Linked DNA regions of Homo sapiens: region 2 is linked to region 1. Evidence: read pairs that join two places in POLR2A ChIA-PET (ENCODE). Cell type or tissue: K562. All regions are shown on one strand. Each heading gives the region's core, and the rest is flanking DNA. Links, peaks and the distances in the headings are about the cores only.

Region 1 (15,956 bases), core at 3,693-11,692:
TCATGTCAGGGTGTTCACTTCCACTAGAATATATTTTTAAAATTCATTTTCATGCTAATGATGCCCCTGCAAAGATGGTGAAGTGTGGAAAATCAAGTTGCACATGATGTTAAATCATGAAACTGAAGCATTTTTAAGGTTCCCTAAGATGCTTTAAATGAGCCTTTTTGGTAATTTCAGGGCTCCAGATCACTTAAGCAGAACATTTTTTAAATAAAAATAAAAATTCTTTGATGTGTACCGAAGAAGGGAGGTAGAAGAAACTGTCAAAAGTGGGCAGCCTGACAGCTCTCCTGACAAGGGAACCCCTGCACTCTATTTTTAAACCGACCTGTGTAATTTAGGAGAGAAGTCACCATGTCTCCTGATAAAGGTTTTGGGGGCGGCTGGTGGATAAGTTTGCAGTGCTGGAAATGGCAGTGCCACCCACACTGAGAAGGCAGAGCTGCAAGATTCTGCCTTTTAGTAGAACTGGAAAAAAAAAACAAAAAAAAAAAACGCCAAAAAGTGTGCATTTCCTGAGTAAAATGGAAGCAGCCTCTAAAAGAGAAAATGCAGAGGCCCCCCAGATCTTCTGAAATTGGTGTGAATGCCACCTTATTGGTGTCAGTAACAAAGAAGAGAGGTTAGTGATGCAAAGCTTAACTGAGTGGCATGGAGAAATATTAGTCATGGGCATAAATAAATACGGTTGTTTAATGTCATTCCATTGAGAGAGATGGCGCAAACCTGATAGTTTCAACAACGCCTCCAGTACTCCAATAACTGGTCCTTAGAGGGATGGTGAAGACGGAGATTCATCTCCACAAACAGAACACAAAATAATTTGAGTTATTTAACCTCTGAGTTGTATAATCTGAGTTATTTAACCTCTCTGAGCTGTAGTTTTCGTCGTCTTTAAAATGGACTGTAGCATTGTGCCTTGCAGGGTTACTGTTAGAGTTAAATAACAGCACAGAGTAAGCAACACTTAACAAAAACACAGGGAAAAAACTCATGCCCTGAGCATCTGCCAGACCTTGAATTGGTTGGAAGGGCTCTCAGTACGAGGAATTAGAAGGGGTTTTCTTGGAGGCACCACATTATTCTTCTTTGGCAATCAAATAAATGACCCAGCTGCCTCCTCCAGCTTCTGGTTAGACCAATGCCTGGTCCTGAATCAAGATCTGACAAAGACCAGTCAGTACCTCTCCCTCAACACCCACCATACTCACTCTCACTCTCTCTCTCTCTCTCTCTCATTCTCTCTCAGGCCACAGCCAAAAGCACACTCTGTGCCAGTGCCCAGCCTTGGGCAACCGACCCCGACATGGGCCCCGAAAGGCAATTGTTTGACTGAATAGAGCCTCTTATTAAAAATTAATTTCTGTCAAACCCAATTGCATACGAACACAGCCTCATTGTGATCACTACCGTGACTTCTGGAAACAAACATAAGCCCTACTGTTGCCAAAAGCAAGGGGCAGTTTAGGATAGTTCTGAGTCTTGATCTATGAATGCAGCCAGCAGATTCCCTGAGGCTCACAAAGGCATTTGTCCCCTGGAGGACAGAGACCAGCTCCATTTTCTACTGCCCCTCCATGCCCCACACCCACTCCCTGGGGCATAGTCATAGAGACCAGTGAGCATGCTCCTTAGTGCAAACACACACACACAAAATACAAGTTCCGCCACTTCTAAGGGAGTGTGCTTGCCCTTTAAGAGCTTAGGGTTTCTCCTCTGTAAGGCTAAAATAATGATTAACACCACTACCTAACCCACAGGGTCGATGTGGGAGATATGAGATAATGTAAGTAAAAGCATCTGGAATACAGAGAGCAGGTGCTTAATAAACAGCCATCCTATTCCCATAACATCCTGCCCTGGGTATCCCTCTATGGGATATTGTCTTCTACAATGTTTCTTCTAAATTTAGAGTACTAAATGGGGATGGGAGTCATTTTCTTGATAGCAATGGGTTGAAGAAAACAGAGACCTCAAGTTAAAATGCTCTAGATCCAATTTACGTATCCCACACATCTCTAATAAACTTTGATTTTTCTCTTCTACATGAATTGTCTCTTCTATTTCCATATCATGAGATCAAGGAGAATCAAGAGTTAGAGGTGGAAAGCTTATCATGTCCTCCTCTTCCCCCTACTTTGCATATTTTCAACATTTTTGCCATTAAAAACTTGGACCTGACATTGCATGAACTTCTAATATGGTGCAGAGATGGCTAGCTTTTAAAACGAGTGCTACCCTACTGATGGAGAAAGAATAAAAATAGTAGCCATGTCCAGTGAGATGAGGGTAGCGAGTCTGAAAGAGGGCAATCAAGCAATAGGGATCAGTGTAAAATGTGGGAGGCTGTTGATGCAGTCATTCCACTTTCAGGAATTATTGAAAGGAAATAATTAATGAGGCAAAATCAATAACTTACATGATACTATTGCTGATCATAGTAAATGACTGCAAAGAAGCTAAATATTCTAAAATAGGAAGTTGATTATATAAATTATTAGACATTCATACAATAGAAAACGATGTAATAAAGTTGTTTTTAAAGATGAGGTAAAGCTATGCTCAGTTAAATGGAAAGACATTCCATAAATTGTTAAAGTTTGTGGGAAAAAAAATTTGTTGCAGAAAAACATATGAATATAATCCTGCTTATGTAAAAATATAAAAATATATGTTTCTATATATTTATGTAAGCATTTTTTAAATCCTAAATATGCTTTGTCAAACTTTTGAGTGGTTATCTCTGGAAGGAAGATTATAAGAGGGCATTTTTTTTTTTTTTTTAGACGGAGTCTCACTCTGTCGCCAGGCTGGAGTGCAGTGGCACAACCTCGGCTCACTGCAATCTCCGCCTCCTGGGTTCAAGGGATTCTCCTGCTTCAGCCTCCCAAGTAGCTGGGATTACAGCCACACACCACCACACCCAGCTAATTTTTGTACTTTTAGTAGAGATGGGGTTTCACTATGTTGGCCAGGGTGGTCTCTATCTCCTGATCTGGACCTGGAGATCTCCTGATTATGTGTCTGGAGTCCCAGCTACTCACCCACCTCGGCCTTCCAAAGTGCTGGGATTACAGGCGTGATATAAGAGTACTTTTAAAAAACATTTTATAAATGTAGGCATGGTATGAATTGTGTAACTTAAGCCTCTACACATTTATAATGACCCAAACAAATTTTTTTAAAGCATGTTGCAAAATTTAATCTTTCTCATCTACAAAATTTTTAAAATTTGAGAGTATATAACTAATAATACAGTTTCAAAATATACAAAACAAAGCTTGGTGAAATTAAAGGGAAAGACAGACAATTCAGCAATAGAAGTCATAGATTTAAACATCCCCTCTTTGCAATTAATAGACCAACTAGACAAGATGTCAGTAAAAATATGGAAGATCTAAACACTGTCAACTAATTACAACTAGTTGACATTTATAGAACAATATACCCAACAACTGCAGAATACATATTCTTTTCAAGTGCCCATGATATGTTCACTAAGATAAACCATATGATACACCATAAAACAAGTCTCAGTTATTTAGAAGTATTGAAATTACACAGAGTTTGCTCATAGCCACCATGAAGGTAGATTGGAAATCAATAATTAAATGTCTAGAAAAGTTCTAAATGTTTAGAAATCAAATAGTACAATTCTCAATAATCCAAAGGACCAAGAAGAAGTTACAAGGAAAATTAGAAAATATTTTTAGCTGAATAATAATGAAACTATAACATCAAACTTTGTGGATGCAGCTAAAGCAGTGATTAAAGGGAAATTTATAGCTTTGAATGCTTATCTTAAAAAAAAAAAAAGAAAAGAAAGAAAGGTCTAAAATTAAGTATGTGAGCTTCCCACATTACAAGCTAGAAAAAGAGCAAAGTAAATCCAAAGTAGAAGGAAGGAAATGTTCAAATAAGAGCAGAAACCAAAGAAATGATAAGAAAACAAACAAACAAACAAAATTAGCATAAGAAAAGGGTTCAGAAGAGCTTTAAGATCTCTTTCTCCAAAAAGTTCTGTAATTCTAAGTGCATTTAGCATATCAGATTCCTAAAGACTTTCTTCCTATCTCTGGGTGAGAAACAAATGTTTATTTAGCAAACATTTGTTTATTTGCTTGTTTCTTTTAGGCAAAACCCTAAAAGAAATGATATAAGACATATACCATTCGTACCCCAGAAAATAAGCAAGTACAGTAGGCCATCCATATTCTGAAATTTCTCATCCATAGATTCAACCAATCTTGAATCAAATATATTCAGTAAAAAAAGATTAAAAATAGCCAGGCGCAGTAGCTCATGCCTCTAATCCCAGCACTTTGGGAGGCCAAGGTGGATGGAACAATTGGGCCCAGGAGTTCCAGACCAGCCTGGGCAGCATGGCAAAATCTTGTCTCTACAAAAAATACAAAAATTAGCCTGGTGTGGTTGCATGTGTCTGGAGTCCCAGCTACTCAGTAGGGTGAGATGGGAGGATCGCCTGAGCCTAGGGGGGTGGAGGCTGTCTTAAAAAGAAAAAGAAAGAAAGAAAAGAGAAAAAGAAAGATTAAAAATACACCATAACAACTATTTATATAGCATTTACATTGTATTAGGTATAATTAGTAATCTAGAGATAATTTAAAGTATACGGGCGGATGTGGATAGGTTATATGCAAATACTACTCCATTTTATATAAGGGACTTGAGCATCTCCAATTTTTGAGGGAACTATCTGAGGGGAGTCCTGGAACCAATCCCCGAAGTATACTGAGGGATGATTGTATACATTACCTATCTAATGATATGCAGTGACTTATTAAGAGTCTAGAAGCCGGGCATGGTGGCTCACGCCTGTAATCCCAGCCCTTTGGAGGCCGAGGCGAGAGTATTGCTTGAGCCCTGGAGCTTGAGACCAGCCTGGACAACATTGTGAGACACTGCTTCCACAATAAATACAAAAGTTAGCCAGTCATGGTGGCACGTACTTGTGGTCCCAGCTACTCAGGAGGCTGAGGTGGGAGGATCACTGGAACCTGGGAGGTCAAGGCTGCAATGAGCTGAGATCACCCCACTGCACTCCAACCTGGGCGACAGAGTGAGACCCTGCCCCCTCCCCCTACAAAAAAAAAAGAAAGAAAAAGAGTCTACCAAGTACAGGGCACTGAGCTTTCCATATGCATTTCATTAATATGCACAGTGCTTCTATTTGTTCATGCATTCTACAGATAATTATTGTAGTGCCAGGCACCATCCTAGGTGATAGGTCAACGTTAGTATTTATGAGCTAGGTATTACTGCTCCTATTTTATAGTTGAGAAAACTGAGTTTCAGAGAAGAAAAGTAACTAGCTCAGCATCACAGGGTATTGTTAAGCAAAAATGTCCAACCTATCTGAAAGCCTAGTTTTTAACAACTATGCTACATGAAAAGACACTAAGCCACAAAGATGAAGGCACAGAGTTGAGCCAACATCTATAATAGAATATGAGAAACTATACAATGGCAACAAAGACAAATTGCCTTGGGACCATGTTAAATCAACTCCTAATCTTTTCAAAGAATTCAGAAAGCTTCTGAGAAGAGGTGACTTTTGAGCTAAGACTTGAAGAAAAATTTGTCAAGAACGGTAGTAAACACATCATCACATTTAAAGTGTACAATAACCCTGAAAAAAATAGCATTATGGTTCTTTCACAGAAGAGAAAACTGAGGTCAAGAGAGATGAGGGGCTTGCTCAGAATCAGTCAGTTACTATGGTATATGCCAATGTCCATGCCAAGCATTTCACAGCCATTGGTCTCCTGACAATCCTGACGTTTAGGCAGCACCACCACTAACATTGTTGCCACTTGGTCTTGCCTAGGTCTTGGCAATAGCTTGTGCTTTAGTGGTGAAGCTGAAATATACACCCAATTCAGCCTTACTCCCAGACCCAAAAAGTAGGTTCTGTGAAAGTTTTCTTGCGTATGAATCCAAGTCCTGGGTTCTAAAGGGAAGAGTGACCTTAGGAAAGAAAGAGATAAAATTAATTTATTTAGGCACATGTCAAGAAATTCGCTCAGTCTGACCAGGCACAGTGGCTCACACCTGTAATCCCAACACTTGGGAGGCTGAGGCAGACGAATCACTGGAGCTCAGGAGCTCAAGACCAGCCTGGGCAACACGGCGAAACCCCATTTCAACAAAAAATACAGCCAGGCGTGGTGGCATGCACCTGTTGTCCTGACTACTTAGGGGGCTCAGGAAGGAAGATCAGTTGAGCCTGGGAAGTCAAGGCTGCAGTGAGCCATGTTCACGCCACTGCCCTCCAAGCTAGGTGACATATGGAGACCTTGAAAAAAAAAAAGAAAAGAAAAGAAAAGAAAGAAAGAAAGTGAGAAAGAGAGAGGAAGGAAGGCAGGAAGGAAGGCAGGAAGGAAGGAAGGAAGGAAGGCAGGAAGGAAGGCAGGAAGGAAGGAAGGAATTCCTTCTTCCCACCAAAACAAATCTCCAGTGCACCTAAAATAAAAAAAAAAAAACAACCTAAAAATGCTGATTATCACTTCAAATTAAGGAATAGGCTTCAAAACATTTTTTTAAAACCTCACTTCTCCCCACCCGTCCCTACAGGTTGATTTACGCACACTTCTTAAGCCAAGTCAAAGAACTGGCTTAACTCTAGTTTCCCTTAGAAAGCATGACTCCAGGCTGCCTGAGCTTCCTCTGTCCTTTTGTGACCTCCTGATGACCTGGGAGTTCCACCCACTTTTTAGGGCCTCTCGGAGCCTTGAATCTACACATCAGTGGGATTTAGTTTCCCTTTTGCTTTAATGACTCCTCAGAACCTTACTCATGTAGCAATCTCACCCACTTCCTTTCTTGTTTCTCTGGTCCTTATGGGCTATAGCCCACCTCTCCTTCCCATGCAGGCAGGTTCTCAGGGACAATGGTGATTTATTTATTTACAGTTCTCCTTATATTTTGTTTGGTTAGCTTTTATTTATTTCTTTTTCTCAGGTGGGGGAAAAAGCTAGGTTATGTCTTTGGGTGTCAGCTAGTAATCTTTCACTTTTCTTCCCATGTAACCACCCCCACCCGTTTTTTTTGTTTTGTTTTGTTTTTTGTTTTTTTTGTATAATTATAGGTTTCACCTCATCAGACAGTTAGACTTTAAATTGGTCTATCTTTAGGCTGAAGAAATCATCTTGAAAATTCAGAATCAATACAAGAATCATGGTACTAGATTAGTATCACTAAGACTCAACATCTAAAAATGAAATATTTAAAAATATATACATGTTTTGAAAAGAAAGAAGAGGAACAGAAGAATTGGAAAATGTTTGACTCAACTAGCTCATGCATGTACCTTTCCTATCTGTCCTCCAAGGAGTGAGGGAAAGACTTTGTTAAGAATAACCACCATCAGCAAAACCCCACAATTCTGAAGCTCAACCACACAAAATGCAAAGGGATATTTGGCATAGAGGAAGTGAACTTCACAGAAATTGCATGTGGCCGTGCAAAGAATTCTGCAAATTTAACATATCACAAAGAATGTACTGAACAAATTTTGTTATGAGTTTTCAAAAGCCTCTCACATCTCTCAATGGTCTCCAAAGTAAACACATCTCCCACACTGTAGCATCCATTACTATAGTTTTGAGTTTCTGCTCTGAAATGATGCAATCTTCTACTCAGGACGGCTTCGTAAATATCTTTCCCAAATGATGGAGAAACAGAATTCAACTTCACTTCTTTCATTCCTCAAAGAACATGTCATGCAGGGCTGCACGTTAGTGGCCATCAACCAGGAAATATTTCGTAAACAGAATTTGTACTCCATTTATTCTGAGTTTACTTTTAGAAGCCACTTATCTCTTTTAGAAGAACTTCCCTTGCCAATCACCTTTTGGAAAAGGCCTGGAAGAGACACTCCCTGAGGACGTGCAGAATCCTAGGTCAACAGCATATACAGTGGAAATAAATAACTAAAGTATCTACATCTTAGGATGGTCCCTTTCCTTCCTAAGACAATCAGTCTTTTCAGAGCAATTGAAACACATATGCAGGTGTACACACATGGACGTGGGTGTACACACACACACACACACACACACATTGCAATATCTCCTCTAGTACATTCTTTGATATGTGACCATTACTTCTTCTCTAATAATTGTGATTAAAACTCCCAAAACAAGGAATGTCTTTGGAGATGGAAAGGCCACTAAAATTCATATTGTTCAATGCTCTCATTTTGCAAATGATGATGCTGAGATCCAGTATGTTAAATTTATCCCAAAGAATTTATATGCTCCTAGAATTTTCAGATAAGATTAGAGTTTCTCCTTTTGAGACCTCTTAGCGGAAAGATCAAAGGCTCTGAGGTCAGCCCAGCCCGGTTTCAAATCTCAGCGCTACTGTTTACCACTTGGAGATCCTAGATAATTAATCACTCTAAGCCTCCATTTTCCCATCTACAAAATGGAGATAATAAGAGCTGAAAGAATCCAGAATATAACACTGTGAAGAGTTTTCTTCTAAACATTCGTTATCTGCTTAAAAGCAGAGCCTCCTAAAAGAATTCAACTGTTAAAACTCCCCTCCCAGGAGTTTTGTAACCAGGAAAGATTGAAATCACCTAAACAGGCATTGTCACAAAATGATAGTATCTCCCATCTATTCTCCTACAGGCCTATTTATCTTTCCTACAAGTCATTTGTTTTCCTATAAGTAATCTTCTCCCTCTCTCCTCCTTCACCTATTCCTTCACCCTCTCCTTCACCCAATTCTAAGCACCTCCTTGAGTCATACTTTTTGGTAAATTCCCAAGTACTTATGTGAATAAAAATACATGTTTTCTCTTGCTAATCTATCTTTTGTGAGTTTAATTTTCAAGCCTCCAAAAGTTAAACCTAAGAGGATAGAGGAAAAAGTTTCCCTCCCCGACAGAGCTAACATGTATTAATTACTTACAACAATCAAGGCCCTGTTCTAATCATACTGAGTGTATTAATTCAGTTACTTCTGACCATGTCTTTTTTTTTTTATTTTTATTTTACAGATAAGGAAACTAAGGCACAGAGAGGTTAGCCAACTTGCTTAGCGTCAGACAGCTAGTAAGTGATGGAGCCAGAATTTGCACCTAGCCATCAAGCTCCAGAGCCCTTGTGCTTAACCACTGTGTGACAGTAACCTTACCTCGCAAGAGGGTACTAAAGATGAGATGAGATCATCTGCACACAGCTTCCAGCCTGGCACAAAGGAAGGGCTCCATAAATGTAGATGCCATTTTGACCATTAGAAAACCATCTGTCAATCTGCTGTTGATAAAACCAGGGTGTTTCCCATCTCTCATCAAGGGATTAGAGTAGCGCAAAGACTCTAACCTGTAAGCAATGTAACTAATTTGTGTTTTCATTAGCCACAGCTTAATGGCCGGTGTGGAGGGTATTGGAGTTCCAGAAAACAGACAAGGACAAGAGAGCCAAAGGATAAAAATCTATCAGAGGTATCCAGCATCATTCAATCGAACTTAACCTTCCAGTAACTTAAAAGATGTGGTTTTGTCTGTTTTGTTTGTTTTACCGCAGAGCAGGAATATTTCTCTTGACCTTTATATAACTTAGATGAAGTATGGCACAAACTCCTTTGATTTTGATTCCGGCCTCATCAGCAATGTTGTGATCGCAAATTCAACTCTATTCTCACCCTGGGAAGAGAGTAGTCTGTACCATGAGCAATATACCATGAGAAGAGTATAAAGCAGATGTTAAAAAGCTGGGCTTTTGGCCAGGCACAATGGCTCACACCTGTAATCCCAGCACTTTGGGAGGCCGAGGTGGGTGGATCACCTGAGGTCAGGAGTTTGAGACCAGCCTGGCCAACGTGGTGAAACCCTGTCTCTACTAAAAAAATACAAAAATTAGCTGGGTGCAGTGGTGGCCGCCTGTAATCCCAGCTACTCAGGAAGCTGAGGCAGGAGAACTGCTTGAACCTGGGAGGCAGAGGTTGCAATGAGCCGAGATTACACCACTGCATTCCAGCCTGGGCAACAGAGCCAGACTCTGTCAAAAAAAAAAAAAAAAAAAAGCAGCAGCTGGGCTTTCAAGTCAAACATCCCTGTGAGCAAATACCAGCTTCATCAAGTACCTGGGGAACCTTCAGCAAGTTACTTAATTTAAACTCTCTGAGTTTCTGTTTAAGCATCTAAAGGATGGAAATTTAATATCCCTACAAAACCTACCTCGTAGGATAGTTGAGCCAGCCTGATGGCAAACAGCACAATGTATTCTTTTTTAAATTCATAAATTGCACCAGGCATGGTGGCTCATGTCTGTAATCCCAGCACTTTGGGAGGCCAAGGTGGGCAGATCACTTGAAGTCAAGAGTTGGAGACTAGGCCGGGCGCGGTGGCTCACGCCTGTAATCCTAGCACTTTGGGAGGCCGAGACGGGCGGATCACGAGGTCAGGAGATCGAGACCATCTTGGCTAAAACGGTGAAACCCCGTTTCTACTAAAAATACAAAAAATTAGCCGGGCGTGTTGGCGGGCGCCTGTAGTCCCAGCTACTTGGGAGGCTGAGGCAGAAGAATGGCATGAACCTGGGAGGCGGAGCTTGCAGTGAGCCGAGATCGCGCCACTGCACTCCAACCTGGGAGACACAGCGAGACTCCGTCTCAAAAAAAAAAAAAAAAAAAAAAAAAAAAAAAAAGAGTTGGAGACTAGCCTGGCCAACATGGCAGAACCCTGTCTCTACTAAAAATAGAAAAATTAGCCATGCATGGTGGTGCATGCCTGTAATTCCAGCTATTCAGGAGGCTGAGGCACGATAATCGATTAAACCCAAGAGGCAGCAGCTGCTGTGAGCTGAGATTGCACCACTGCACACCAACCTGGGTGACAGGGTGAGACTCTGTCTCAAAAAAACAAACAAACAAAAATAATAGATTGGCTTTATGATTTATCAGTCTCTTGCAAGAAGTCTTCCATGACCTTTCCCTTCCACAAATGGATATAAACAAAAGAAAAATAAAATCCCCTGCTCCACTAAATTTTTGCAGTACTTCTGGATCTTACTTATGAAAGCAGTTTATGTTACACATTATGTGACAGTCGAAGTGCTGAGCATTTTACGTGCATTTTCTCATTTAATCCGGATAACAACAGTGTGAGGTAAATACCATTATTATTTCCATTTTTTAACAGATGGGAAACTTACTAAGATTAAGCACCTGGCCTAAGGTTACACAGGTAGCTAGTGATGAAGCTTATATTTGAACCTGCAAGAGTCTAAATCCAGAGACTATGTTCTTTATGCTACTTGTTACTTTATATCTTATAATGATTTATGTTCAAGGCTGTTTTCATTTCAAGGCTGAAAGGTCAAATTTGTGTCTAATTTATCTCTTTATGGCACTCAGAACATTCCCTGAATATAATAGGTTGTCTATGCCTTGTTGAATTAATAAATGAATAGTGGCATACATAATTCCATTCCCCAGAGCCTCATCAATTACAATTTATTTGCATTTTTCTAGGTGCTTTACGTCAATTTTCTCATTGAATCCTCCCAACTCCATCAGCTAAGTGTTATTATTATTCTCATTGCACAGGTGAAGAAACCAAGGCTCAGAGAGACTTGTCTGAAATTGAGGATCTACACAGACTAGGCAAGGTCACATGGCTAACAAGTGACAGATCTGGGTTCACATCTGGGAAAACTGAACCCACTGACTGAGCTTGTAACCATCACTCCTCAGCTGAAAATAGGATCAGAACAGAGATAGCCTCATCAAACCATGGGCATAATTTATGGTCCACTCAGCCAGCATTTCTCATTTTAAAAGTTTTAAACCTGAATTGCTTCTGTCAAAGAGTTAGAAGGGACTCAAAAATGTGAAACCTTGGATAGAGATCAGTGGCAATTCCAAAATATCCTTATAGGAAGGGTTTGGGAATAACAATCTCATTGAAATTGGGGGAGGGGGATAAGGAATTTTGAAATTATCGTAAAGCTATATTTTAATATGAAGCTCACTGTTTTGTCAATCAGATTCTATTATTGTGGGCTGCTGATGGATATTATAAGGGCATATTAAAGAAGTAATCACTATTCTGCTGGAGGATATATTAAAAATGTGTATTTCATGAATCTGTATGTATGTATGCCTATCATTTTTCAAAAGTGGTTTAAACATCAATAAAGTGAAAATTCAAATCAATAGATGACACAGAGATTTTTTGAGAATTCAAACATCATCATGACAATAATAAACGTCAGGAAGGTCTTGCAGAGATGTGTGAGTAGCCAGTAAATAGCCGTGCTCAGTGCAGTTGGTTGCACAGGAATAGCTGCAGGAAAAGAGAACGCACCTCGTGCTTAGAAGACCAAGGACTCCGAGTGCAGACGTGATCCAGGAAAAGGATGATGGCATCATTGCCGACCATTCCCTGAAGGGGTCGGTCCAATGTATTGTGGCAGTCACAAAAGCAAGCATCATCAGGAAGGATGTCAAAAACAAAATAGAAAGCACAATCTTATGAGCGTTTGCACACACGCACACACATATACACAGAGAGACACCAGAATTCATTGGCTCCAGAAATACTGAGTATAGTTCCAGCCATCAAACCTGAAAAATGGCATAATGAAACTGGAACTTACTTAAAGGAGGTCCCTTAAAATGATTAGGGTTTGAAAAGAAACCAAAGAGACTTTAAAACACTTCAGCCTAGAAAGACAAAACATAAGAGTTGGCGGATCAGGTTGATAAAATCACAAAGGGTACTGATTAAGTGAACACAGATTCTGACACCAAATCCCAGCAAAGCAGACCTAGAAGCCCTGGTAAAATTTTTAAAAAAGTGCTTTTAGGACTATTTATATTTTCAAGTGCTACTTTATAGGGCAAGTAACAAACTAGAAAAAAAATCATAACTCTAAAAGTCTATAGTTGTGAGCCCATGATAGTTATGGTGCAGTTATACCTACACTATATGCTCAGCCTTTTGATGTCCATCTTTGGAAAGACATCTAGCAAGCTCCCTTTAATGCTGTTGTTCTTTGAATGCCCTAAGAGAGGAGATGCTAGATTAAATGTTGGTTTACTACACATGGCAGATCTGGTAATTCCCAAACAGGACAATCAAAAGAATCACCTGAGGGCCATTTATAAAAAACCAGATTCCCAGGCTTCATTTCCAAAAATTCTGAATCAGTAAGTCCGGGGCTTAGCAACTCTAAGAGAAAATCCTTTCCATAGATGAATCCAAGGTATAAGTTGATTGGCTGAAATGGAATCATGTCCCACCCCTGAAACAATCACTGAAACCAGAAAATGAGGCCTTTTTTGGCCTGGGCTGGGTTATATACCCTTCCCTATGATGGGAATGGAGTTTTCTCCAGAAAAGAAGAAGGTAGATGACTAACATTCAGTGCCCCCTACTTCCTGAGAAACAGAACCTCAGTTATATTGGTACAAAAGTAATAGCAGTTTTTGCAATGATTGTAATGGCAAAAAACACAATTACTTTTGCACCAAACTAATATTAGGGGAAGCTTGTGTCCAACTGAAAGTCTGTATCCCCAGCCTCTCTAGCTATGGCCATGTGGCTAATTCCAGCCATTAAGAACATGGAGTACAAGTCTGCTGTAGGATTTCCAGCAGGCATCTTTAAGAGAATTGACTCAAGGAAGTAAACCTTTTTTCTTTTTCTCTTTCCTTCTTTCGGTGACAGAATGTATGACTGGACAGGGAATCTCTATCTTGTGATCTTTAAGATCAAAGACAGAAGAAGCCTGAATCTCAAATGATCTCATAAAATTGTCCTACCAGGCTTGAATTTCCCACTCCTGGCTTTTATAGATGAGAATAAACCCTCATGAGTTTTGATAATTTTCAGTTTTCATTCTCTGTTGTAGACTTCTGAACCTAGTCCTCCCTGATACTGTAGAATTCCACAACTACAAGTAACTGGGAAGGGAGGATAGGCAGACAAAAAAAATACAGTTATTTCTGCACTTTGCAACTTCTCTTTAAATTTTATCTCTCATATCCCTAAGCATCTTGATTTTTTATCTCTGTTTTACATCTTGAAAAATATTGTTGCCATCTCTTGCGAGGAAGTTTGTCTTTTACTACTTCCAAAGCTGGGTGTAATTCATTACTCACAACTGTCACATCTTTTCCACATCTATGTGAAAAACTAGCCCCTCTTCAAAACTGAGTTCAAGATTTAGTATAACCAAAAACACTTCTAGGCCAGCCCCACTTCAATCGAGATAATCAAAAGTATCTATTCTTTCAACTTAATCTCTCTGACTCTGTTTCCACATTTGTTAAATGGATTCAATGAGTGGATTTCAAATATGTTTAGGCACAAGTCCCACATGAGTCTCCTAGAACTCCATGTAGGGTTATACAGGTTGGGCATGGCCATTTGTATCATTATCTTTCTGACTGATACCCTGTAGAGCTGTGCAGTGTACATCCTGCCTCCAAATGTAGCCTGGTCCTTCCCTGAGGAACAAAGTTTGAAAAGCATTGTACTGATATTTTTAATGCATATACTCAATAGAGGACTAGTATTTAGAGTGTCCAAGCACCTCTGATATCAATACAAAAAAATAGAAGTAACACAACTGAAACTTGACAACAGATTTGAACAGGCTCTTCACAAAATAAAATATCTTATGGCCAATGAACACAAGAAAAGGATCCAACCTCATTAGGAATCAGAATAATGGAAATTAGAATCAAAATAAACTACCATTTCACATCTACTAGATAGGTGAAAACTAAAAAGTGTAAACAAAACAAGTGTTTATAAAAAATTTGGGAGAGTATGAAAAGTTAAATATCATTAGTGGGAATATAAGTTGGAATATCCACTTCAAAAACGATTTTAATTGTCTGAAATTGAGGTTCTACACAAACTATGCTTATTCCACTCCTCTGCAAACCACCGGGAAACGTGTACACATGAGCATTAGAATACATGCACAAAAGTATTCTTAGCAGTATTGTTCAAAATAGTCAAAATTAGGGGGAAAAACCCAAATTCTACCAATGTAAGATTACCTACTATAATGTAATACATGAAACACTATATTTTGCATGAAAATAATGTATACCATAGCTACACTCAATAACTTGGGCGACTCAATCTCAAATATAATGTTTTCTCTGACAAAATAAAAAAATTAATATTCTTTTATAAAAACTGTTTTATTTTATGGGTCAATCTAAAAATTTTTTTGTTTCTTTGTTTGAGCTGGAGTCTCGCTCTGTCACCAGGCTGGAGTGCAGTGGCATGATCTCGGCTCACTGCAACCTCTGCCTCCCGGGTTCAAGCGATTCTCCTGCCTTAGCCTCCGGAGTAGCTGGGACTACAGGCGTGCGCCACCACGCCCAGCTAATTTTTGTATTTTTAGTAGAGACAGGGTTTCACCATGTGGGCCAGGATGGTCTCGATCTCTTGACCTCGTGATCCACCCGCCTCAGCCTCCCAAAATGCTGGAAATACAGGCGTAAGCCACCGCACCCGGCCTTTAAAGAGTGTTTTGACGGCATTACTCTACTGTTAACGTTAGAAACAGATGAAAAAAATAGGAATAAAGGAACAATTATAGCAGTTGTTGAATGTTTTCAAGATTGAACCAAGAAATTAGTATGGCTAAACACTTTCATATCTATCTCCGTGGGTACTCACTATTACTCTCACAGTCCCACATTGAAACAACATTCACGCAACCAAGATGTGGCACATTGTACTTTCCAAGAACAACTGCAACAATATTTTCCATCTCTTGTGCTTTTTCAGAATTTTTCCTCTCCTCCATTAAAAGATGGATTTTTACGTTCTTTCTCCTTAAACTTTGTATGCAGCAGAAGTGACCTCTGAGCAGGTCATAAAAATCAACATAGTTTCCACCAGCCTCTCTCTCTCTCTCTCTCTCTGGGGATTTCACCCATGGAACCCAGCC
Region 2 (15,956 bases), core at 3,490-11,489, 100 kb after region 1:
GTCAGAGATATTGTGAAAGATATACAAACATCAAATCAGGAAATTCAATTGAATGCCTTTTAAAGCCCTTTTTATTCCTGATGTTCTGAGATTTTTAAATCACTACACACACACACACACACACACGCACATGCACACACACACGTATGTATAAAACGTCTGCCTGAAATAGACTAGAATAACAACAAAAAAAGCCTTTTGCCTTGGACAAAAATAAAAGCAAATATTTTTCAAAGAAAGACTATATCATTTATTTTCAATGATAAAATTTAGAGTAGGGATTGGAAACTTCAATAATCTCTACATAAGATCTAAGATAATGAATATATGCCAATTGTTCAAGCAAAATTATTTTATTTAGCACCTATGTGCCAGGCAAAATTCCAGGTGCCAGAGATACAGGACTGTGTTCATTTCCTACTGCTGCTGTAACAAATTACCACAAACTTAGTGGTTTAAAACAACATAGATTTATTATCTTATAGTTTTGGAGATTGCAAGTCCAAAACAGGATTAACGGGGCTAAAAACAAGGTGTCAGTAAGCTGCATTCCTTCTGAAGGCTCTAGGAGAGAATCCATTCCTTGCCTTTCCAGCTTCTAGAGGCTGTCCACATTCCTTAGCCCATGGCTGCATCACTCCAATAACTGCTTTAATTGTTATATCTTCTCTAATTCTCATGAATCCCTCTTTCCGTATAAGGACCCTTGTGATTATATGGGGCCCGGTCAGATAATCCAGGATAACCTCCCCATCTCAAGAGCCTTAACTTGGCCGGGCATGGTGGCTCATGCCTGTAATCCTAGCACTTTGGGAGGTCGAGGTGGGCGGATTGCCTGAGCTCAAGAGTTTGAGACCAGCCTGGGCAACACGGTGAAACCCTGTCTCTACTAAAATACAAAAGAAATTAGCCAGGTGTTGCGGCATGCACCCGTAGTCCCAGCTACTCAGGAGGCTGAGGCAGGACAATCACTTGAACCTGGGAGGTGGAGGTTGCAGTGAGCCCAGATCGAGCCACTGTACTTCCAGCCTGGGCAACGAGACTCTGTTTCTTAAAAAAAAAAAAAAAAAAAAAAAAAAAAAAGCCTTAACTTAATCACATTGGCAAAGCCCTCTTTGCCATGTAAGGAAACATTTTCATAGATTCTGGGGATGAAGACATAAATATTTTTGAGAGGAATGGTTGTTCTGCCTACCTCAAGGAGTGAATAAAGAGGCCCTGCTATCATGGTTATACTCTAGTGGGTGAAGGAGAAAAGTAAATATGTAGATATGTGATGTAATGCTAGGTGACAAGGGTTAGGAAGAAAAATAAAGCTAAGCAATGTGCTGTGTTATGATGTAGCTATGCTGATGCAAATTTTATGGAGAAGTGGTAAAGAATAAATTTTGGACGTGTTATGTTTGAGAGGCCTATCAGACTTTCAAGGGGAACAGTCATTAATACAATTGGAAATATATGATTCTAGATTTCTGTGGAGAAGCTGGGTCTAGAAATATAAATTTGGGAGTTACTGGCACGTAGATCTTTTTATCCATGGGTCTATGATCACTAGGAAGGAGCCAAACAAGAGAAGAGTTGCAGAGACTTTAGAAGGCAGGAGCAGGAAAGGTGACTGGTGGCCCTTGAGGTTGAAGACTACTGGCCCAGAAGTCAAGTGAGGAAAGAGCTTCCAGGAGGAAACAGTGATCACCAGGATCAAGTGCCACACACAGGTGGACCGAGATGAGTCCTTCGGACCCTGACATGAATGGAAGAGTGGGGATGAATGCTTGATTGGATAGCACTCAGAAGAATGCAAAGTGAAGAAATAAAGACAGTGAATCTAAGCAACAATTTTTTTTAGAAGACTTTTGCTATAAATGGGAGAAGAGCAATGAGACAGGAGCTGGAAAGGGATGAGGGGCCAAATGAGGTTTTCATTTATAAAGATGAGAAATATATCACAAATGTGTGCTGATAGAAAGAGCAAGCATAAAGAGAGCACTGATGACACAGGAGAGTGAGGGGATAACTACTCGATAAATGGGCTGGATAGACAGTGGCTGAGTGCCCATGGAGCTTTGTGTAAATAAATTTATGGTGAGACGAGCCAAGATGGCTGTCTAGTCAAATCCAGCCCCTTGGGTGTAGGTGTGAAGGAGCCAGAGAAACAGATTTAACCCAGGTTGGCATTTTTCTAGGTGAGGATAACAGAGGGAGAAAGGGACAAGACCATGGATGTAATGATGGACCACAGAATGTAAGTTGGGTAAAGGAGGCCCAGACACAGGGAGCAGGCAGTGTAAAGCAGGAGGCTTGCTGGATGGACGCCTTTCTGGGGCTGACGAATTACCAAAATGGGAGGACTAGAAGAGTGTTGGCCAAAGAGTGGGAGGCTTTACACTAAGTTTGCCATCAGCACAAAGGACTCGGATAGTCACAGAGTTCATCTGAGAATCTTGACAAAGAGGATGGCTGCCTTTCAGAAGTGACTCAGAGTTTTGCTCTAAATTTGGTTCGTTTCTTAAGATCAAAAGCCAATGTTGACTAAGGAGTGGATGGATCCATTAGGGAAACAGAAAAAGGAACTGCAGACTCACCCAGATGGGGCTGTCACAGGACCACAACAAAGAATTCATTTTCAATTCTTAACATTCTTGAAAACATAGGCTGTTGATCCTGAAGGAAAAAATGACAATTTTCTGTCTTCTGAACAGTGGATTATGTATCCTTGTAGGAACATACTCATCTGATCAAGTCTGATTGACTTAAAAGTATGACTAGGATATAATCAAAAAATGTCATGTGAAATTTTGTCCTCCAAACTAAATTTGCTGAATTAAGACTTGTTTGTCCCTCAGGAGAAAACATACATCTTTTTCTCAAAGAAAGAACCTTCAGCTTTGGGGATAAGATTTTATAGAGGACTTTGCTTTTTCTTCTTGAGAGCAAATTGGAAATTGCATTTTTATCAGAAGACTTGAAAAATATACCATGTAGCTATCAACTGAAATATCCAAATGATTAATTCAGTCACCTCGGAAAAGACAGCTGAGGCTACAAGTCTACTGTCTGTCTTTGTCTTTAATCTTTATTATAATCTCTAGAGAAACCTATTAATTTTGAAGCCATTAATGGGTAGTATACAGCTAGGACAAATGGAATCTGTATAAAAATTTCCTTCTATGTTTCACTTCTTATATGATTAAGAAAACACAAACCATTAATTCCTCAAAGGAGGATCTACTTCCTAATGCTGTATGCTGATCTAAAAGTGCACTGCACCAGATGGATCTTAATTAATGATACTCCAAATGAACATAACACCAACTTTCTGCATAAAATTTCCTGCAAACTCAAAAGGGAAAACAAGTAGCCATTACTTCTTTTGTGAACTGTGCCATTACACTTTGAAGGGCATTCAGAGTAAGGGATCCATCCTCATTATCTGTTCCATAACAAATTCAACAAGAATCTTTTACACAACATGCTAAGTGAATAAGGCAAAGATCTATAGTTATCTTTCACACTGTTCAACAAACCCCAAAGAAAAAAATAAGATATTTTCAGATGTAGTTTTAAAAGGGATAAAAGATTTTCATTTTCAGGCAGCTGAGTGAAAAATGTATTTAATATTTTTTCTAAAAAAACTTAGCAGACAAAGATCTATCATCTATTTTAAAAATCTAGTTCCATTGTTTTACTGGATGAAAAATGATTTCCTAACAATAATATAGGAAGCCAATCTAACATCAAACAATTAGATCTATGAAATTAATAAAAAATATTTAACCCTATGATAAAGATTATATAACTGGATACAGTTGAAAAACTGTGGCATAAAAATCTCCAGGAAGAATGACATTCTTTTTTTTTTTTTTTTTTTGAGATGGAGTCTCACTTTGTTGCCCAGGCTGGAGTGCAGTGGTGCCATCTCGGCTCACTGCAACCTCCGCCTCCTGGGTTCAAGAAATTCTCTTGTCTCAGCCTCCTGAGTAGCTGGGACTACAGGTGCACACCACCACACCCAGCTAGTTTTTGTATTTTTAGTAGAGACAGGGTTTCACCATATTGGTCAGGCTAGTCTCAAACTCCTGACCTAAGGTGATCCACCTGCCTTGGCTTCCCAAAGTGGTGGGACTATAGGCGTGAACCACCGTGCCCAGCCACAATAGCATTCTTAAATTGCTTATGAGTAGAGTATCAAATCCTTCATCATAAATAACAAAAAATAAGATTCTATGATAACATGATGCAGTTTAAATATTTTTCCTCCATATATTTTCACGTGTAAAATCATGTAGGTGTTTTCCTCCTTTCTTATTTTGCTGGTGGAAGAAACTCAGAAAGCAAAGATAATAAAAACAATGGCTATGTTTACATAGAAAGATTTTTTTTCCTATAATTACCATGGGGAAAAATGGCCCACCAAAAATAACATTCAAATTTAACCATAAAATTCAAAAATACTTTTCATAGATGCCATGAGTCAAAGAGAATATGAGCTAGATTCTTTTACTTTATAATCAGAATGATGAAGAATTATGATAATATATCTTTTCTCAAACACGCATATGCATGTGTGTGTATGAACATACACACAGATGAGTAAGCAGGAAGTTTTTTTCTTGTTTGTTTGTTTTTTTTTTTTGAGACAGAATCTCACTATGTCGCCAGGCTGGAATGTAGTGGCACGATCTCGACTCACCACAACCTCTGCCTCCCAGGTTCAAGCGATTCTCTTGCCTCAGCCTCCTGAGTAGCTGAGACTACAGGTGCACACCACCATTCCCAGCTAATTTTTCTATTTTTAGTAGAGATGGGGTTTCACCATGTTGGCCAGGATGGTCTTGATCTCTTGATCTCTTGACCTTGTGATCCACCCATCTCGGCCTTCCAAAGTGCTGGGATTACAGGCACAAGACACCGTGCACGACCGCAGGAAGTTTTTAAAGAGGAAGTCATGATACCACTAAAGCATGTCACTACATTATGACATACTTTATACGAAACAAAACCCGTTATGTTTCATAGCCATTAAACATGATGGGCTTTATCCATTTAAAATTTCAGTCTCAGAATTTACCAAATAACCAGCATGATTCAAATAAGCATTCTTTGCTGGGCACAATGGCTCATGCCTGTAATCCCAGCACTTTGGGAGGCTGAGATGGGTGGATGACCTCAGGTCAGAAGTTTGAGACCAGCCTGGCCAACATGGCAAAACCCCATCTCTACTAAAAATACAAAAATTAGCTGGGCTTGGTGGCATGTGCCTGTAGTCCCAGCTATTTGGGAGGCTGAGGCAGAAGAATCACTTGAACCTGGGAGACGGAGGTTGCAGTGAGCCGAGATCGCTATACTGTATTCCAGCTTGGGCGATGGAGCAAGACTCAATCTCAAAAAAAAAACAACCAAAAAAAAACCCAAAAAACAAAAAAAACAAGCATTCTTTTAATGATGCCTCTTGATAAATGAGGTGCAATTAATGTAGATCATCTCTTTATCATAATCATTATCGAATACTATGGAGCAGCAGTTTACGGGTCACCCTGTGGGACCAAGTGTCTGAATCAATCAAGTCAAGATTCTCAAATCCAGATTTCTGTACTGGATGCTCCACACCCAACTCCTGTCTCTTCCTGTCCTAATAAACAGTGCCATTATCCAGCCAGCAGCCAAAAATTTGAGAGATATTCTTGACTCTTCCCTCTTCTCCCATGTACAATCAGTAAACAGAACTTATTGACTCTCTTCAATACCTCATGAGCCAGTCTCCTCTCTTCATCCCCTATGCTACAGCACTCGATCAGACAGTTGTCACCTCATGTCTGGATTACTATTACAATAGCCTCCTAATCCTCCATGCCTCTAGTTTTATCTCCCTCCAACCCCTCCTTTTTCACATCTCCAGAGTAACTGTTCTAAAATCCAAATTTGCTTTTGTCACTCTCCTGGCTGAAAATCCTTCACTGGTCCCCCCAATTCTTAGGGTGAATCCAAATACCTCCAAAAACCTTCAAAACACATTCGAGATCATTCACAATCCATCCTCATCTTTTCTTGTTCCTCAAACTCATGCAATGCTGAGGCAAACCTGAAATGTCCGGTTTCCTGAATTCACTCCCCTCTCAGGGCTTCTTGACTTGTACTTTCTGAGCTGTCCTCGTTCCTCTTATTATCAGGCAAATTTTTAAAGAATCAGCTCAAGTATCACTCACTTTTGGGAAGCTGTATCTGTAACTTTTCTGTCTTCCACTCAAATTCTCCGGGTACATATTTGACCCCCCCACCCCCACCATATAGTTTCTTTATTTAAACACTCCACTAATTACCCCCATAGCAATTTAGGCCCATATCATTATTATTGAACTTGCTCTTTCATTTGTACATTCTCATTGCTTGGTATATAACAGGTACTCAATAAATTTACTAAATAAGATTTTAAAAATTGGCCAGGTGCAGTGGCTCACGCCTGTAACCCCAGCACTTTGGGAGGCCGAGACGGGTGGATCACCTGAGGTCAGGAGTTTGAGACCAGCCTGGCCAACATGGTGAAACCCCATCTCGACTAAAAATACAAAAATTAGCAGGGAGTGTTGGTGTGGCCTGCAGTTCCAGCTACTCCAGAGGCTGAGGCAGGAGAATTGCTTGCTCAAACCTGGGAGGCGGAGGTTGCAGTGAGCCGACATTGTGCCACTGCACTCCAGCCTGGGCGACAGAGTGAGAAACCGTCTCAAAAAAAAAAAAAAAATTAAAAAATCTATTATAGCTTACTCCTTTTCTCACCCTTCCCTCTACTCACTTTTCTACTCCCTTCATACTGGTTCGCATCTGTATTACTCCATTAAAAAAGCTCTTCAGGCCGGGCGCGGTGGCTCACGCCTGTAATCCCAGCACTTTGGGAGGCCGAGGCGGGCGGATCACGAGGTCAGAAGATCGAGACCATCCTGGCTAACACGGTGAAACCCCGTCTCTACTAAAAATACAAAAAATTAGCTGGGTGCGGTGGCGGGCACCTGTAGTCCCAGCTACTCAGGAGGCTGAGGCAGGAGAATGGCGTGAAGCCGGGAGGCGGAGCTTGCAGTGAGCCGTGATAGCGCCACTGCACGCCCGCCTGGGTGAAAGAGCGAGACTCCGTCTCAAAAACAAACAAACAAACAAACAAACAAAAAGCTCTTCAAAAGGTTAGCAATAATCTCCACCAAATTATCAAACATTTTTCAAACTTTCTCTGGACTTTTGGCAATGCTGACTCCATCGTCCTCTTGAAACTATCCTTCCTTGGCTGCCATGACACCATACTCTTTGGCTTCCTTGTTACCTACTAGTCCTTCTCTGCCTTATTTGCAGGCTTATCATCTTTCATCAGATCATTTTATTAAAATTCCTCAGGGAATAGTCCCAAACCCTCTTCTAATTCTATACTTTCTACTCAGGCAGTTGTATCTATGGTTGCTGCTTCAGTTACCACATACATGCAGAATACTCACTTATTCTTCTTTCCACTCTAGACCTTTCCTTTAAGCTACAGATATGTGTACACAACTGCATGTCTGATAGGTACTCCTGGAGGTTTCAAAGGAACGTCAAACTCGGTATGTCCAAACCGGAACTTGAAATCGCAAATTTGTCCCCTTAGGAAATACCCTACTTCAATGAATGGCACATCATTGTATAAGCTAAAAACCCAGGGATTATCTTTGCTAACCCACTTCTTACCCCTGCTTACATATCTCTCAAACGAATTCCATTCTCTTGACTTCCACTAAGATGATCCTAATCCCAGCTACCTTCAGTTTTTGTCTGGACTACTGACTTTTTCTTTTAACTGGTTTCCATGTGTCTCTTCAACTGGCAGGAAGCTTGTTTTCAAGCTACAAATGGCAAAATCATGAAAACGCCTGCATGCCTGATTCCTATGATCCTCTCTAAGCTTGGCTCACATAACACCTTGCCCCACTCCATCTCTGGGTCCCAGACTTTTTTTTACAGGTCCTAAAGTAACACAAGCTCCCCCACAGACACAGCCTTTGTATATATTCGTCCTCTGCCTAGAACATTCCAGTTCTCCCAACCTTTCACTTCAACTCCTACTGATGCTTCAGATCAGCACTTCTCAAACTTTAATGCACACACAAATCACCTGGGGATCTTATTAAAATGCAGGGTCTGATTTGGTAGGTCTGGGGTGGGACCTGTGAATCTGGATTTCTACTAAACTCTTAGGTGATGCTCAAGCACACTGTCCATGAATCATATTTTGAGTAGCAAAGTTTTATTTTATTTTGTTTTATTTATTTATTTTTTGAGACAGAGTCTCACTCTATTGCCCAGGCTGGAGTGAAGTGGCATGATCTTGGCTCACTGCAACTCTGCCTCCTGGGTTCAAGTGATTCTCCTGCCTCAGCCTCCTGAGTAGCTGGGATTACATGCATGTACAACCATGCCTGGCTAATTTTTTTGTATTTTTAGTAGAGATGGGGTTTTGCCATTTGGCCAGGCTGGTCTTGAACTCCTGACCTCAGGTGATTCACCTGCCTCAGCCTCGCAAAGTGCTGGGATTACAGGCATGAGCCACTGTGCCCGGCCTTGAGTAGCAAGGTTTTAGATCTCAGCTCAAATACCTTTTCCAGGAAAACTCTCTCTGATCCCACACATTACTGCCTTCAATTCATACTTTCACTGTACTAACATTCATACTTTCACAGTTTTTGCTTACCGTTATAACCCACATGCATCCCCCATCCCCAGCTCCTACCTAGTGTCCGACACGTTCATTTTTGTGAAATGAATGAACAATGTCCATTGAACGTGACTTAAGCTGAGTCATTTCCCTTCATGATGCTAACACCACAAGATGCACTACCCTAAATTCAGCTCCCATGGAAATCCAGCTCATCTTTGGTTAGCACACTGAAAAATTTTCTGTTTCTTCCACTCATTTGGGGTCTGCAGAGATATGGACAGAAGAGTAATTGATTCTACATGCACTGGGCTTTCTACTCTAACAAGCTAGTTGGCCCCAGTCTCCACGTATCTACCACTGCACCAAATTCTCTTATGCCAGGTACATAAAAGTCTGAGGAAAACAGGGAAATCCTAGTTACCATGGTCAGATCCAAATATCCCACCTTGGTGTGAGGAATGGCTGGGGGAAGGATGAAGGTAGGAAGAAAAGAGACAAATTTTTAGTACATTTTCACTTTTTTCCCATTAAGAAAAAACAGCTTAAATTCTCTTAAAATTCATTTCTCCTTACACTTAGGAAAAAAATTTTCAGCCTGACCAATATGGAGAAACCCCATCTCTACTAAAAATACAGAATTAGAGGAGAGTAGGTTCCAAGATGGCCAAATAGGAACAGCTCCAGTCTACAGCTCCCAGCGTGAGCAACGCAGAAGACGGGTGACTTCTGCACTTCCAACTGAGGTACTGGGTTCATTTCACTGGGGCTTGTCGGACAGTGGGTGCAGCCCACAGAGCATGAGCCGAAGCAGGGCGGGGCATCGCCTCACCCAGGCGATGGGGTCAGGGAATTCCCTTTCCTAGCCAAGGGAAGCCATGACAGATGGTACCTGGAAAATCAGGACACTCCCACCCTAATACTGCGCTTTTCCAATGGTCTTAGCAAACAGCACACCAGGAGATTATATCCTGCACATGGCTTGGAGGGTCCCACGCCCATGGAGCCTTGCTCTCTGCTAGCACAGCAGTCTGAGATCGAACTGCAAGGCAGCAGCAAGGCTGGGGGAGGGGCGTCTGCCATTGCTGAGGCTTGAGTAGATAAACAAAGTTGCCAGGAAGCTCGAACAGGGTGGAACCCACCACAGCTCAAGGAGGCCTGCCCACCTCTGTAGACTTCACCTCTGGGGGCAGGGCATAGCTGAACAAAAGGCAGCAGAAACTTCTGCAGACTTAAACGTCCCTGTCTGACAGCTTTGAAGAGAGTAGTGGTTTTCCCAGCACAGAGTTTGAGATCTGAGAACAGACAGATTGCCTCCTCAAGTGGGTCCCTGACCCCCGAGTAGCCTAACTGGGAGGTACCTCCCAGTAGGGGCTGACTGACACCTCATATGGCCGGGTCCCCCTCTGAGACGAAGCTTCCAGAGGAAGGATCAGGGAGCAACATTTGCTGTTCTGCAATATTTGCTGTTCTGAAGCCTCTGCTGGTGATACCCAGGCAAACAGGGTCGGGAGTGGACCTCCAGCAAACTCCAACAGACCTGCAGCTGAGGGTCCTGACTGTTAGAAGGAAACCTAACAAACAGAAAGGACATCCACAACAAAACCCCATGTGTACGTCACCATCATCAAAGACCAAAGGTAGATAAAACCACAAAGATGGGGAGAAGCCAGAGCAGAAAAGCTGAAAATTCTAAAAATCAGAGTGCCTCTTCTCCTCCAAAGGAACGCAGCTCCTCGCCAGCAACGGAACAAAGCTGGATGGAGAATGACTTTGACAAGTTGAGAGAAGAAGGCTTCAGATGATCGGTAATAACAAACTTCTCTGAGCTAAAGAAAGATGTTCGAACCCATCGCAAAGAAGTTAAAAACCTTGAAAAAAGATTAGACGAATGGCTAACTAGAATAAACAGCGTTTATGACCTGATAGAGCTGAAAACCACGGCACGAGAACCATGTGACGCACGCACAAGCTTCAGTAGCTGATTCAATCAAGTGGAAGAAAGGGTATCAGTGATGAAGATCAAATGAATGAAATGAAGCGAGAAGTTTAGAGAAAAAAGAGTAAACAGAAATGAACAAAGCCTCCAAGAAATACGGGACTATGTGAAAAGACCAAATCTACGTCTGACTGGTGTACCGGAAAGTGATGGGGAGAATGGAACCAACTTGGAAAACACTCTTCAGGATATTATCCAGGAGAACTTCCCCAACCTAGCAAGGCAGGCCAACATTCAAATTCAGGAAATACAGAGAACGCCACAAAGATACTCCTTAAGAAGAACAACTCCAAGATACATAATTGTCAGATTCACCAAAGTTGAAATGAAGGAAAAAATGTTAAGGGCAGGCAGAGAGAAAGGTCAGGTTACCCACAAAGGGAAGCCCATCAGACGAACAGCAGATGTCTCGGCAGAAACTCTACAAGCCAGAAGGGAGTGGGGGCCAATATTCAACATTCTTAAAGAAAAGAATTTTCAACCCAGAATTTCATATCCAGCCAAACTAAGCTTCATAAGTGAAGGAAAAATAAAATCCTTTACAGACAAGCAATGCTGAGGGATTTTGTCACCACCAGGCCTGCCTTACAAGAGCTCCTGAAGGAAGCACTAAACATGGAAAGGAACAACCGGTACCAGCCACTGCAAAAACATGCCAAATTGTAAAGACCATTGATGCTAGGAAGGAACTGCATCAACTAATGAGCAAAATAACCAGCTAACATCATAATGACAGGATCAATTCATACATAACAATATTAACCTTCAATGTAAATGGGCTAAATGCTCCAATTAAAAGACACAGACTGGCAAATTGGATAAAGAGTCAAGACCCATCAGTGTGCTGTATTCAGGAGACCCATCTCATGTGCAGAGACACAATAGGCTCAAAATAAAGAGATGGAGGAAGATCTACCAAGAAAATGAAAAACAAAAAAAAGCAGGGGTTGCAACCTTAGTCTCTGATAAAACAGACTTTAAACCAACAAAGATCAAAAGAGACAAAGAAGGCCATTACATAATGGTCAAGGGATCAATCCAACAAGAAGAGCTAACTATCCTAAATATATATGCACCCAATGCAGGAGCACCCAGATTCATAAAGCAAGTCCTTAGAGACTTACAAAGAGACTTAGATTCCCACACAATAATAATGGGAGACTTTAACACCCCACTGTCAACATTAGACAGTTCAACAAGACAGAAAGTTAACAAGGATATCCAGGAATTGAACTCAGCTCTGCACCAAGTGGACCTAATGGACATCTATAGAACTCTCCACCCCAAATCAACAGAATATACATTTTTCTCAGCACCACATTGCACTTATTCCAAAATTGACCATATAGTTGGAAGTAAAGCACAACTCAGCAAATGTAAAAGAACAGAAATGATAACAAACTGTCTCTCAGACCACAATGCAATCAAACTAGAACTCAGGATTAAGAAACTCACTCAAAACCGCTCAACTACATGGAAACTGAACAACCTGCTCCTGAATGACTACTGGGTACATAACGAAATGAAGGCAGAAATAAAGATGTTCTTTGAAACCAATGAGAACAAAGACACAACATACCAGAATCTCTGGGACACATTCAAAGCAGTGTGTAGAGGGAAATTTATAGCACTAAATGCCCACAAGAGAAAGCAGGAAAGATCTAAAATTGACACCCTAACATCACAATTAAAAGAACTAGAGAAGCAAGAGCAAACACATTCAAAAGCTAGCAGAAGGCAAGAAATAACTAAGATCAGAGCAGAACTGAAGGAGATAGAGACACAAAAAACCCTTCAAAAAATCAATGAATCCAGGAGCTGGTTTTTTGAAAAGATCCACAAAATTGATAGACCACTAGCAAGACTAATAAAGAAGAAAAGAGAGAAGAATCAAATAGATGCAATAAAAAATGACAAAGGGGATATCACCACCAATCCCACAGAAATACAAACTACCATCAGAAAATAACATAAACACTTCTATGCAAAGAAACTAGAAAATCTAGAAGAAATGGATAAATTCCTGGACACATACATCCTCCCAAGACTAAACTAGGAAGAAGTTGAACCCCTGAATAGACCAATAACAGGCTCTGAAACTGAGGCAATAATTAAGAGCCTACCAACCAAAAAAAGTCCAGGACCAGAACGGTTTCACAGCCGAATTCTACCAGAGGTACAAAAAGGAGCTGGTACCATTCCTTCTGAAACTATTCCAATCAACAGAAAATGAGAGAATCCTCCCTAACTCATTTTATGAGGACAGCATCATCCTGATACCAAAGCCTGGCAGAGACACAACGAAAAAAGAATATTTTAGACCAATATCCCTGATGAACAGCGATGCAAAAATCCTCAATAAAATACTGGCAAACTGAATCCAGCAACACATCAAAAAGCTTATCCACCACGATCAAGTTGGCTTCATCCCTCAGATGGAAGACTGGTTCAACATATGCAAATCAATAAACGTAATCCAGCATATAAACAGAACCAAAGACAAAAACCACACAATTATCTCAATAGATGCAGAAAAGGCCTTCAACAAAATTCAACAGCACTTCCTGCTAAAAACTCTCAATAAACTACGTATTGATGGGACATATCTCAAAATAATAAGAACTATTTATGACAAACCCACAGCCAATATCATACTGAATGGGCAAAAACTGGAAGCATTCCCTTTGAAAACTGGCACAAGACAGGGATGCCCTCTCTCACCACTCCAATTGAACATAGTGTTGGAAGTTCTGGCCAGGTCAATCAGGCAGGAGAAAGAAATAAAGGGTATTCAATTAGGAAAAGAGGAAGTCAAATTGTCCCTGTTTGCAGGTGACATGATTGTATATTTAGAAAACCCCATCGTCTCAGCCCAAAATCTCCTTAAGCTGATAAGCAACTTCAGCAAAGTCTCAGGATACAAAATCAATGTGCAAAAATCACAAGCATTCCTATATACCAATAACAGACAAACAGAGAGCCAAATCATGAGTGAATTCCCATTCACAATTGCTTCAAAGAGAATAAAATACTTAGGAATCCAACTTACAAGGGGTGTGAAGGACCTCTTCAAGGAGAACTAGAAACCACTGCTCAACAAAATAAAAGAGGCCACAAATAAATGGAAGAACATTCCATGCTCACGGATAGGAAGAATCAATATTGTGAAAATGGCCATACTGCCCAAGGTAATTTATAGATTCAATGCCATTCCTATCAAGCTACCAATGACTTTCTTCACAGAATTGGAAGAAAATACTTTAAAGTTCATATGGAACCAAAAAAGAGCTCATATTGCCAAGACAATCCTAAGCCAAAAGAACAAAGCTGGAGGCATCATGCTACCTGACTTCAAACTATACTACAAGGGTACAGGAACCAAAACAGCATGGTACTGGTACCAAAATGAAGATATAGACCAATGGAACAGAACAGAGCCCTCAGAGATACTACCACACATCTACCACCATCTGATCTTTGATAAACCTGACAAAAACAAGAAATGGGGAAAGGATTCCCTATTTAATAAATGGTGCTGGGAAAACTGGCTAGCCATATGTAGAAAGCTGAAACTGGATCCCTTCCTTACACCTTATACAAAAATTAATTCAAGATGGATTAAAGACTTAAATGTTACACCTAAAACCATAAAAACCCTAGAAGAAAACCTAGGCAATACCATTCAGGACATAGGCATGGGCAAGGACTTCATGTCTAAAACACCAAAAGCAATGGCAACAAAAGCCAAAATTGACAAATGGGATCTAATTAAACTAAAAAGCTTCTGCACAGCAAAAGAAACTACCATCAGAGTGAACAGGCAACCTAAAGAATGGGAGAAAATTTTTACAATCTACCCATCTGAGAAACGGCTAATATCCAGCATCTACAAAGAACTTAAACAAATTTACAAGAAAAAAACAACCCAATCAAAAAATGGGCAAAGGATATAAACAGACACTTCTCAAAAGAAGACATTTATGCAGCCAACAGACACATGAAAAAATGCTCATCATCACTGGCTGTCAGAGAAATGGAAATCAAAACCACAATGAGATACCATCTCACACCAGTTAGAATGGCGATCATTAAAAAGTCAGGAAACAACAGGTGCTGGAGAGGATGTGGAGAAATAGGAACACTTTTACACTGTTGGTGGGACTGTAAACTAGTTCAACCATTGTGGAAGACAGTGTGGCGATTCCTCAAGGATCTAGAACTAGAAATACCATTTGACCCAGCCATCCCATTACTGGGTATATACCCAAAGGACTATAAATTGTGCTGCTATAAAGACACATGCACACATATGTTTATTGCGGCACTATTCACAATACAAAGACTTGGAACCAACCCAAATGTCCAACAACAATAGACTGGATTAAGAAAATGTGGCACATATACACTATGGAATACTATGCAGCCATAAAAAGGATGAGTTCATGTCCTTTTTAGGGACGTGGATGAAGGTGGAAACCATCATTCTCAGCAAACTATTGCAAGGACAGAAAACCAAACACCGCATGTTCTCACTCATAGGTGGGAACTGAACAATGAGAATACTTGGACACAGGGTGGGGAACATCACACACTGGGGCTTGTCGTGGGATGGGGAAGTGGGGAGGGATAGCATTAGGAGATATACCTAATGTAAATGACGAGTTAATGGGTGCAGCACACCAACATGGCACATGTACATATGTAACAAACTTAAAGTGTAATTAAAAAAAAAAAAGAAAAACATTTTGACTAAAAACCTATAGGAAAGATTATATAAATTAATTGCTGGATGAAACAGCTAGAACATGTGCATGAAATAGGTTGTTATAGGGAAACATAATGGAAGAGCTCAATTGCAAAAAACATATGACAGGCAGAAGCAATGCCACTGTTGCCGGGAGAAGTGCCTGGAAAGGGTACCAAGGCAAAAAGTAAAAATAAACAAAACATATTCACAAACATACTCATAGTTTGGGATATAAACTCCGTGACTGTCATTTTCCTTGATGAATAAATACATAAAAATAGTCATAGCACTTTGTAGGATAAATGAATAGATCTTAACACTTAACTAAATATTAATAATAAAACGTCTTAGAGAAAACTGCTGCTCTCTAAATCAAAAGTTTTCAATACATTTAAGGTGAGCAATAGTTTATTTTAAAATCAAAATTATTTTTCTCAATTGTAACTATTTGGTAAACTTATCAATATACTCAATTTAAAAAATGGTAACTTAAAAAAATAATATGACATGTTTGAAGTTTCTCATGTGATCTTTTGATACAC

What was found. ChIA-PET counts read pairs that join two places held together with the same protein. Peaks named below come from ENCODE experiments on the same cell type or tissue, not always from the same donor. Only the 100,000 strongest peaks of a DNase experiment are listed, where the experiment ranks them.
Region 2: POLR2A ChIA-PET joins it to region 1 with 5 read pairs; 4 of 35 experiments call an interaction of 5 or more read pairs at or near these places.

Annotation. Positions count from the first base shown.
Region 1 is chr12:89,327,302-89,343,257 of GRCh38, forward strand. No RefSeq gene overlaps it. Among named protein-coding and RNA genes, the nearest start is that of DUSP6, 17 kb to the right of the region's middle. In K562, for the core only: no CTCF peak of the experiment used is centred there; a DNase peak (open chromatin) is centred at 6,730.
Region 2 is chr12:89,431,331-89,447,286 of GRCh38, forward strand. All of the region lies in intron 9 of POC1B-DUSP6 (POC1B-DUSP6 readthrough), which reads right to left. The region is part of intron 10 of POC1B (POC1 centriolar protein B); the gene reads right to left. It overlaps LOC105369889 (a long non-coding RNA gene), which reads left to right. Exons shown (of 4, transcript NR_189732.1): 2 at 9,251-9,414. Among named protein-coding and RNA genes, the nearest start is that of GALNT4, 85 kb to the right of the region's middle. In K562, for the core only: no CTCF peak of the experiment used is centred there; no DNase peak of the experiment used is centred there.